Linked DNA regions of Homo sapiens: region 1 is linked to region 2. Evidence: read pairs that join two places in POLR2A ChIA-PET (ENCODE). Cell type or tissue: endothelial cell of umbilical vein. All regions are shown on one strand.

Evidence for each region. ChIA-PET counts read pairs that join two places held together with the same protein. Peaks named below come from ENCODE experiments on the same cell type or tissue, not always from the same donor. Only the 100,000 strongest peaks of a DNase experiment are listed, where the experiment ranks them.
Region 1: POLR2A ChIA-PET joins it to region 2 with 5 read pairs; 3 of 35 experiments call an interaction of 5 or more read pairs at or near these places.

The regions. Positions count from the first base shown.
Region 1 is chr19:4,352,611-4,357,610 of GRCh38, forward strand. It overlaps MPND (MPN domain containing), which reads left to right. Exons shown (of 13, transcript NM_001300862.2): 4 at 287-419; 5 at 1,435-1,519; 6 at 1,714-1,810; 7 at 2,339-2,411; 8 at 2,487-2,563; 9 at 4,643-4,811; 10 at 4,905-4,975. Among named protein-coding and RNA genes, the nearest start is that of MPND, 12 kb to the left of the region's middle. In endothelial cell of umbilical vein, a CTCF peak has its summit at 178 (motif pointing left); a DNase peak (open chromatin) is centred at 151.
Region 2 is chr19:4,503,911-4,508,910 of GRCh38, forward strand. It overlaps PLIN4 (perilipin 4), which reads right to left. Exons shown (of 8, transcript NM_001367868.2): 6 at 4,858-5,000; 7 at 951-1,037; 8 at 1-875. The coding sequence ends at 549. Among named protein-coding and RNA genes, the nearest start is that of PLIN4, 12 kb to the right of the region's middle. In endothelial cell of umbilical vein, no CTCF peak of the experiment used is centred here; a DNase peak (open chromatin) is centred at 2,701; H3K27ac peaks cover 623 bases.

The sequences.
Region 1 (5,000 bases), 150 kb before region 2:
GAGGCAGAAGTTGCAGTGAGCCGAAATCACACCACTGCACTCCAGACTGGGCGACAGAGAGAGACTCCGTCTCAAAAATAAATAAATAAAAAATAAATTACAAATAAATAAAAAAAAATGTGAGGTCTTAGCTTAAGGCCTTCTCTGCTCCCTCCCTCCCTCTAGTGGTCATGTGGGGCAATGGCACTTACGGCTTAGGCCAAAGGGCTGGGGTGGGATTTAGCAGGGAGCGGGGGGGCACCCAGCTGAGGGTCCCACCGCTGTCCCTGACCCCTAACCCCTGCAGAGCCCAGCCAGTGAAGGGGAGGAGGAGGAGTTGCTGATGGAAGAGGAGGAGGAGGACGTTCTGGCAGGGGTCTCAGCAGAGGACAAGAGTCGGAGACCACTGGGGAAGAGCCCTTCAGAGCCTGCCCACCCGGGTGAGAGGCGTGGGGAGGGGAGGCAGGACAGGGGCGGATACAGCTCGGGTTGGGGAGGAGACTGGGGAGAGGTTGGGCCTTGATCTTCTCCTAGGGCCCCCAAGATGGAGACATGGAGAGTCAGCTGGGCCCTAAGTCTGGAGCCGGACGAGGCCTGGGCTGAAGACAGTCCCACTGCCCAGTTTTACTCACTGCCTTGACTTCTTAAGCTCAAATGCTGGATTTTATTTTATTTTATATATTTATTTATTTTTTGGTGATGGAGTCTCCCTCTGTCGCCCAGGCTGGAATGCAGTGGCTCAATCTCGGCTCACTGCAACCTCTGCCTCCCGGGTTCAAGCGATTCTCCTGCCTCAGCCTCCCAAATAGCTGGGACTATAGGCGCCAGCCGCCACGCCTGGCTAACTTTTGTATTTTTAGTAGAGATGGAGTTTCACAATGTTGTCCAGGCTGGTCTTGAACTCCTGACCTCAGGTGATCCACCTGCCTCGGCCTCCCAAAGTGTTGGGATTACAGGCGTGAGCCACTGTACCTGTTTTTTTGTTTTTTTGAGACAGGGTTTTGCTCTGTCCCCCAGGGCAGAGTACAGTGGTGCAATCATGGCTAACTGCAGCCTCAACCTCCTGGGTTCAAGTGATGCTCTCACCTCAGCCTCTTGAGTAACTGGGACCACAGGTGTGCACCACCACACCCGGCTAATTTTTGTATTTTTTTTCAGAGACGAGATCTCATCATCTTGCCCAGGCTGGTCTTGAACTCCTGGACTTGAGCAATCCTCTCACCTCAGCTTCCCAGTGAAAAAAAATTTCTTCTTTGTAAATAAGAGTCTCACTCTGTAACTCAGGCTGGAGTGCAGTGGTGTGATCACAGCTCCCTGCAGCCTCAACCTCCCATGCTCAAGCGATCCTCCTGCTTCAGCACTGGGATTATAGGCATGCACCACCACACCCAGTGGCCACCTAATTTGTTCTAACTTGGGCTGGGGAGGGACTGACCCTGCCTTTTTCTCTCCCAGAGGCCACAACCCCAGGGAAGCGGGTGGACAGCAAGATCCGGGTTCCGGTCCGCTACTGCATGCTGGGCAGCCGCGACTTGGCCAGGTCAGACTCACCCCAAGTTCTGCCCCTGCCCCAGCTCACCTGGATCTCTTGCTGGTCTTGGGGTAGCAAGGGCAGGGGTGGGGGGTGGGACAGAGCCTCAGATCCTCAGAGCTGTGGGGTTGGGGGAGTCAGTGTGGGGGCGAGGGAAGAGCCTGGGGATTCCTGAGACTGTGCGACCCTCCTGGCCCCTACAGGAACCCCCACACCCTGGTGGAAGTAACATCCTTTGCAGCCATCAACAAGTTCCAGCCGTTCAACGTGGCTGTTTCTAGCAACGTGCTGTTCCTGCTGGTGTGTGGCCCACCCTGTCTAGGGGCAAGGGGCTCCGGAGCCCAGTCGGTGGGCAGCGGGCGGGGCTCCCCTGCGTATCAGCTCCATGAGAGCTGGGGCCTTGTCTGCTTTGTTTGCTACTGGTACACTGTGGGTGCTCAATAAATGTATGAAGGAGGGTGCGTGGCCAGGCCCAGTGGCTCACACCTATAATCCCAGCACTTTGGGAAGCTGAGGCAGCGGGTCACCTGAACTCAGGAGTTCGAGACAAGCCTGGGTAACACTGAAACCCTGTCTCTACTAAATATACAAAAATTAGCTGGGCATGGTGGTGCACGCCTCTAATCCCAGCTACCTGAGAGGCTGAGACAGGAGAATGGCTTGAACTGGGGAGGCGGAGGTTGCGGTGAGCCAAGATCGTGCCACTGCCCTCCAGCCTGGGCGACAGAGCAAGACTGAGTCTCAAAGAGAATGAGGGCACAGGCTGGCTCCAGTGTTGGGGCAGGGCCACAGCCTGAGCCAGTCTTTTGCTGTTCCTCCCTTCCCCAGGACTTCCACAGTCACCTGACACGGAGTGAGGTCGTGGGTTACCTGGGGGGCCGCTGGGACGTCAACAGCCAGAGTGGGTATCCAGGGCCAGGTGGGCGGGGGCGTTGGAGGACCGGGGTCACGGGGTCACAGCTGCCCCTCCCCACAGTGCTGACGGTGCTCAGAGCCTTCCCTTGTCGGAGCCGGCTCGGGGACGCAGAGACTGCAGCTGCCATCGAAGAGGAGGTGAGGGGCTACCTGGGAGGTGGCATTCTGGGGAGGGTTGGGAAGGGACATAGCTGTCCTGGCGACTGCCCAGTGGCTGGCAGTGTCATCACCCAGCAACCGTGCAGGTGAGCATGCCCGTCTGTGTGCTTGGGACCCCATGGTGAAGGGTGAAGAACACTGCTTTTTTTTTTTTTTTTTGAGACGGAGTCTCGCTCTGTCACCCAGGCTAGAGTGCAGTGGTGCGATCTCAGCTCCCTGCAAGCTCCGCCTCCCGGGTTCACGCCATTCTCCTGCCTCAGCCTCCTGAATAGCTGGGACTACAGGTGCCTGCCACCACGCCCAGCTAATTTTTTGTGTTTTTAGTAGAGACGGGGTTTCACCGCGTTAGCCAGGATGGTCTCGATCCCCTGACCTCGTGATCTGCCCGCCTCAGCCTCCCAAAGTGCTGGGATTACAGGCGTGAGCCACCGTGCCCAGCTAATTTTTTGTATTTTTAGTAGAGACAGGGTTTCACCATGTTGGTCAGGATGGTCTTGATCTCTTTACCTCGTGATCCGCCCACCTCAGCCTCCCAAAGTGTTGGGATTACAGGGGTGAGCCACCGTGCCTGGTCAGGATGGTCTCGATCTCTTGACCTCGTGATCTGCCCACCTCGGTCTCCCAAAGTGCTGGGATTACAGGTGTGAGCCACTGCGCCCGGCCTTTTTTTTTTTTTTCTTGAGACATTCTCGCTCTGTCGCCCAGGATGGAGTGCAGGGCGCGATCTTGGCTCACTGCAACCTCCACCTTCCGGATTCAAGTGATTCTCCTGCCTCTGCCTCCTGAATACCTAGGATTACAGGTGTGCGCCACCATCTCCAGCTAATTTTTGTATTTTTAGTTGAGACAGGGTTTCACCATGTTGGCCAGGCTGGTTTCAAACTCCTGACCTCGTGATCCACCCGCGTCAGCCTCCCAAAGTGCTGGGATTACAGGTGTGAGCCACCGCGCCCAGCCTAAGAGCACTGCTTTTGGATCTCCTAGCCCTGGTGCTGAAACCTCGCCAGCCCCCTCCCCTCTCAGAGCCTTGGTTTCCTTGTCTGTAAAATGAGCGGCTTCAATGAAAGGCCATCAGATCCAGGCACCGGGGGTTCACACCTGGAATCCCAGCACTTAGGGAGGCCGAGGCAGGAGGTTTGCTGGAGTTCAACACCAGCCTGGGGCCACAGCAAGACCCCGTCTCTACAAAAGATAAAAAAAATTAGCCAGACATGGTGGTACGCACCTGTAGTCCCATCTATTTGAGAGGCTGAGGCAGGAGGATGGATTGAGTCCAGGAGGTTGAGGCTTCAGTGAGCTGAGATGGCGCCACTGTGTTCCAGCCTGGGTGACAGAGCAAGACCCTATATCTAAGAACATAAAAAGTGAAGGGCTGCTAATATTGAATGCTCAGTGCCAGGCCTCATCTATTAAACACTACTCATAAGTGCCAGTTGCTATTCTTTTTTTTTTTTCCTTTTCTTTGAGACACGATCTTGCTCTGTTGCCCAGGCTGGACTGCAGTGGCATAATCATGGCTCACTGCAGCATCAGCTGCCCAGGTTCAACATCCTCCTGCCTCAGCCTCCATAGTAGATGGGAGTACAGACACACGCCACCACACCTGGCTAATTTTTGTATTTTTAGTAGAGAAGGGGGTTTCTCCATGTTGGCCAGGCTAGTCTTGAACTCGTGACCTCAAGTGATCTGCCTGCCTCAGCCTCCCAAAGCACTGGGATTATAGGCGTGAGCCACTGCTCCCAGCCTAGTTTTAACTGTTTGTTGAGTGCTTACTGTGTGGCGACCATTATTCTGTAAGCTGGGCTACAGCAGTGAACAAAATGACTTTGGTGTCCTGGCTTTGTGGCAGGGTGCATCTTTTATATTAAAAGAGGTCCTTGTTGGCTGTCTCTCCAGCTCCCACTGGACTCAGTGGCGGTGGGGGCAGGGCCTGTCTTGGTCATCACTGTGTCCCCAGGCCTGATACACAGCAGGAATTCGTTCAGGGCTGGCCAGCCACATAAGCTCACTAGAGCCGTTCAGGCCCCTGTGCCCGCTGAGCTGCGCCTCTGTCCCCAGATCTACCAGAGCCTGTTCCTGCGGGGCCTGTCCCTGGTGGGCTGGTACCACAGCCACCCACACAGCCCGGCGCTGCCATCTCTGCAGGACATCGACGCACAGATGGACTACCAGCTGCGGCTGCAGGGCTCCAGCAATGGCTTCCAGCCCTGCCTCGCCCTGCTCTGCTGTACGCGGGATGGGGCTGTGGGGGGAGCAAGGAGGGGGGATGCTGGGCCAGCCGAGCCTCCCAGGGCCAACCCCTCTCCCTCTCTCCCGCCAGCCCCTTACTATTCTGGCAACCCAGGCCCCGAGTCCAAGATCTCACCTTTCTGGGTGATGCCTCCTCCCGAGGTAGGTGGGGCTGTTGGGAGAGCCT
Region 2 (5,000 bases):
CTACTATGAGGGAATGTGGTTCTTAAGACCCTCAAGGTGTGTGTGCTAAGGCCGGAGACCCACTTTCAGCATGAGAACGGAGCTGCCCGGAGCCTGGGATGCCACAGCACTGCCTGCACCGCTGATAGCTGGGGGCCCGTGCTGCAGGACTGGAAGAGCCCTGCTAGATATAAAAGGGTTGCTAGCGGGGCAAACAGATGCCCTTCCAGGCTGGGCACGCTGCTTTTTCTCTTTCCTAATTGCAGTGCTTGCTTGGGGACTTCAAGGGAAGGCTCTTGGCTGGTGGTCTGAGTGACCCCAGGCTCCGAGAGGGGCAGGCAGCGCTGGGGAGGAGGTGGGAGATGCAGGCAGGCCCGGAGCAGGGCGTGGGGTGGCTCAGTTAAGAAGGTCACTGCCTCCGCAGCCCCTCGGCGCTCAGCCAGCTGCAGCCCCAAAGGTCTAGGGCTTTAGGGAACCGATCCAGGTTTGGGGGCGGGGAGAAAGTTCTGAGGCAGCTCCTCCCTGGACAGAGCAGGGCGACCCCGCGCCGGGCCTGCAGGCTCCTACAGCTACTGCCCGCCAGCGGGCAAGGCGAAGGGCCCTACCAGCCAGCTGAGCGGGGGATTGTGCTGTAGGCCCTCCAGCAGCTGCTCTAACCCCTGCCAAGCCTGGTGCACACCCTCGCGGCTCTGCACCAGCCGCTCTGCGGGCAGCTCCTCTACAGAGCCAGCTGAGGCCACGATGCCATAGAGCTCACAGAGGCTGTGCCGCGCCCGCCCCACTGGCTGCTGGAGCTCGGCGGGCAGGCCCTGGAGGCTGGAGACCAGGCCACTGTAGGCCGTGTGCAGCTGCCGGAGAAGGCCGCAGACCCTGGACAGAACCCCGGCATCCCGCTCCTGTGGGAGGAAGGCGCAAGGTGAGTGGAGACCCATGGGCGGGGTGGGGGGACCCTAGCCCTGTGCCAGACCCACCTCCTGGACAGCAGCGTCCTCCGCACTGGCACCTGAGCCCTGGTCCAGACGTGGCTGCCCTTCTGGAGCCTGCTGGGCCTTTTCAATCTGGAGAGAGAGTACAGTGGGGAAATGATGGCTTCTTGGCAAATGACCTTTCACAACCCCCACCTCCCCCTCCCCCAGGGACCTGGGCACATTCACAGTCCTGGGAGAAAGGCCACGAGTTCCAAGTCAGTTGTACCACAGTGGGCGTGTTGTCTTGCAGAAAGAGGCAATAGTTCAAACTTCCCCATGAGGTCATCAGGGAGTGCACGTAACACAGTGTCTGTGGGGTCGTGTCACTCCTCACCCCTAAACCTGTGGCTGCCCAGTACCCTTAAGATAAAACCCAGCTCCTCACCATGGCCTTGGTGGGCTGGCCCCTGGGACACCTCTGGCCTCATCTCCCATGGCACCCCACTGCTGTCTCCACTGAGGCCACACTGGCTCCATTCTGCCCTCCGGCCACTCCAGCAGGCTTCTGCCCCAGGGCCTTTGCACACACTGCCCACTCAGCCGGGAGCCTGCTTCCCGGGCCCTTCACAAGGTCCGCGTTCGGCCTCAGCTCCAGGTGACCCTTGGTGAGACCTTCCTGGCCCATGGTGTGGCAGCCCCAGTCCCTCCCGTCACATCTGCCCCTCTCCTCGGGAGCACAGCGTGCGGCTTTGGTGTTCATTGACTTGGTGTTTATCCGCCCCTGGCAGGGGAACACTCAGGACTCTGTCCTCGTTGTTGCTGTGTCCCCAGCACGTGGCACCCACGCCCCACCCTGTCCACAGGGCCCCATCTTCCTCATCATCTCAATGGCTGGTAGGGATGCGGCACGCCGTCAAAATATCGACTCCAGACTGCTGTCGCCCTCCCAGCCCTCGCCGCGCCAGTGCTGGAGACCTGAAGCCAGCTGCATATGCAGACGCGTCCCCTCGGTGCCCACCAGGCATCTCCCCTCACCCTGTCCAAGGCCAGGCTCCTAATATCCACTCTGCAACCCGCCCGGCCTCCCCTCAGCCCCCCTGCTCTCCTTGTCTGCTCAGGTTACAAGCCTCAGGGGTCTCTTGGGGTCTTCTCTCACCTCCCACATCGGACCCGGGCAGCTCTGACTTCGAAACACCCAGAGCCCAGCTACTTCTCACCACCACAGCGTGACTCCTGAGGCCCGGCAGCACTTGCCTGGGTTTACGTCCCACTGTCTCCTCTGGCCCTCGCCCCCACCCGGTGGCCTGACCTCCCCCATCAGAGTGATCCTTTTAAATGAAACCCACCTTGGATCAGGCCGCTCCTCTGCCCAGAGCCCTCCAGGGCTCCCAACTCCCTTGGGGTCGAAGCCCAGGTCCGGCCCAACCTGCCCCATCCCCTCCTCACTCGGCTCCAGCCTCCCAGGCCTCCTTCCTATTCCTCCAACATGCCGGGACAGTCCTGCCCCAGGGCCTTTGCACGGGCCGTGCCCTCCGCTCAGATCACACTCCTGCCCATTCTGACGCACTCCCTCTCTGTCATTTAGACCTGACTTCAAGTGTCCCCTCTTCAGGGTGACCAGCCCCAGCACAGCCACTTCCTTATCCTGGTACATGTTCCATTTTCCAAGCATCATCCAACGCGACGCCCTATATATTCATCTGTGAATTGTCTTCCCCAACCATGGCGCCCCCCACCCCCCAAGGGCAGGCCTGGATATCCAGGGTCTTCAGTAGCACTTAAAGGAACAAGTGAGACATGATGAGTCACACACCACATCCCATTTCCCAGCCCAGCATCCTTCACGTGTGGCCCTGAGCAAAGCTCTTCTCTTCCTGTGGCCTCCTTCTCCCCTTCTGAAGAGTGCCTGGGCTGAGTTCTGGCCCAGGCTACTTTGCTGTGAGGATTCAAAGGTGGGAAAATGCTTTGTGATCAGCCGCTTGCAGCGTGCTGCGAGGGTGGGCCCATTCCTTCATTCCTCCATGGCGTTTACAGGAACGCCTTCCAACTGCGCCATTGTACCGCGTGCCAGAGGCACGGCAGCGACTGTGCATCTGGGGGTGGCCACAGTGACATGAGGTGTCCTGAGGGTCCCTAGGACAGACTTGCCCTTGGCACTGTGGACACGGGGGCTAGATGGTTCTCTGGGGTGGGGCCACCCTGGGCACTGCAGGGTGCTGAGCAGTGTCCCTACTCTCCACCAGGGGCTTCCCCCAGTTGTGACAACCACAGATGTCCCCAGACATGGACTAGTGTCCCCTGGAGGCAGGTCATCCACACTGAGAACCCTGGGTTAGACCCTCAAACTGCGGCTTGTCACAAACCCCGGATGTTGATGGAAAACACAGTGGCCTAGGCTGCACGCCAGGAATCCTGACCGAGGGCGGCATCTCAAGGTTTCTCACGGCCCGCCGGGGTGGGACTGCTGTCCACCAACATGTAAAACCTGTGACTGCTGGGCACGGTGGCTCACGCCTGTCATCCCAGCACTTTGGGAGGCCAAGGCAAGAGGATCGCGGGAGCGCAGAAGCTCAAGACCAGCCTGGGCTACATAGGGAGGCCCCATCTCTACAAAAAATTTAACCAGGTTTGGTAGTGTGCACCCAGAGGCTGAGGCAGGAGGATCACTTGAACCCAGGAGTTTAAGACCAGCCTGGGCAACATAGCAAAATCTAATCTCTACTAAAAATACAACAACAAATACTAAGCTGGGCGTGGTGGTGCATGCCAGTTGTCCAGCTGCTTGGGAGGCTGAGGTGGGAGGATCTCTTGACCCCAGTAGGTTGAAGCTGCAGTGGGCCATGATCAAGCCACTGTAGTCCAGCCTGGGTGGCAGAGCAAGACCCTGTCTCACTGTCTCCAAAACATAAACCCCTAGAGCAGTCCTGTGAGATTTCTGCCTCCCGGGCTGCACAACAGCTTCTAGAGGAAATGTTGGCCCTCAGGACTGGGGACGGGGAGACTGGAGGCCAGGGACGCTGCTCAGCTCCCTGCAGGGACCAGGATGATCCCACCCCAGAGCACGATCCGGCCCCAACGTCCACATTGCCAAAGGGGAGAACCTAGGCCAGAGGAAGAGAGCGGGGCCAGTGGGAGGGGTGGACGACTCTGGCCAGGGTGCATGACCCCTGGATGCATCCGAGTCATGTTGCGTTGGGTCCTTTCCTGCGTGCGTTGCAGCCCCAGGCCCTGCGGGCTCCCTGGATCCCATCCTGGCTTCACTTTACCCAGCCACAGCGCCGCCTTTCCATTCCCCGAACACACCCAGCTTGCTCCCCGGTAGCTTGCTGTCCTGTCCCTGCTTTTGGGGGCTTTGCAGAGCTGTCTCCCCATCGGTCAGGACAGGGCCCAGAGGGACGGCCTTCCTGCCCAGCCCACATCCCCCTCTGCACACAGATTGTTTTGCTGTCTTTGTGTCCCCACCGTCTTTATTTTTTTGAGACAGAGTCTTGCTCTGTCGCCCAGGCTGGAGTGCAGTGGCACCATCTTGGCTCACTGCAACCTCCGCCTCCCGGGTTCAACCTCGCCTCCCAGATTCTCCTGCCTCAGCCTCCCAAGTAGCTGGGATTACAGGCGCCTGCCACCACTCCCAGCCAATTTTTGTATTTTTAGTAGAGACGGGGTTTCTCTGTGTTGGTCAGGCTGGTCTCGAACTCCTGACCTCAAGTGACCCACCCGCCTCGGCCTCCCAAATTGCTGGGGTTACAGGCGTGAGCCACCGCACCCAGCCTACCCGCTGTCTTTAAGGATCTGATCTAGCTCCGTCCCCCTTGCCAGGAGGCAAGCCCCATGAGTACAGAGCCATGACCATTGGTGACGCTGACAGCATCATCTCCTAGGTGCTCAGTCAGTATCTGCAGCTGGGTGAGTCCTGGGCAGGGGTTCTAAGAAGTGCCCTGGGGACGGGGCAGCAGCAGGGGGAAGCTCTTACCAGCCTGAAGCAGTCCTGGAGCTGGGCCAGAGTGTCCCTGGCTTGGAACTGGCCGTGCTGCAGGTGGCTCACCGCGTGTTCAAATGCCCGCTGGCGGAAGCTGGGACCCAGGTCACCTAAACGAACGAAGTAGCTCCCCTGTT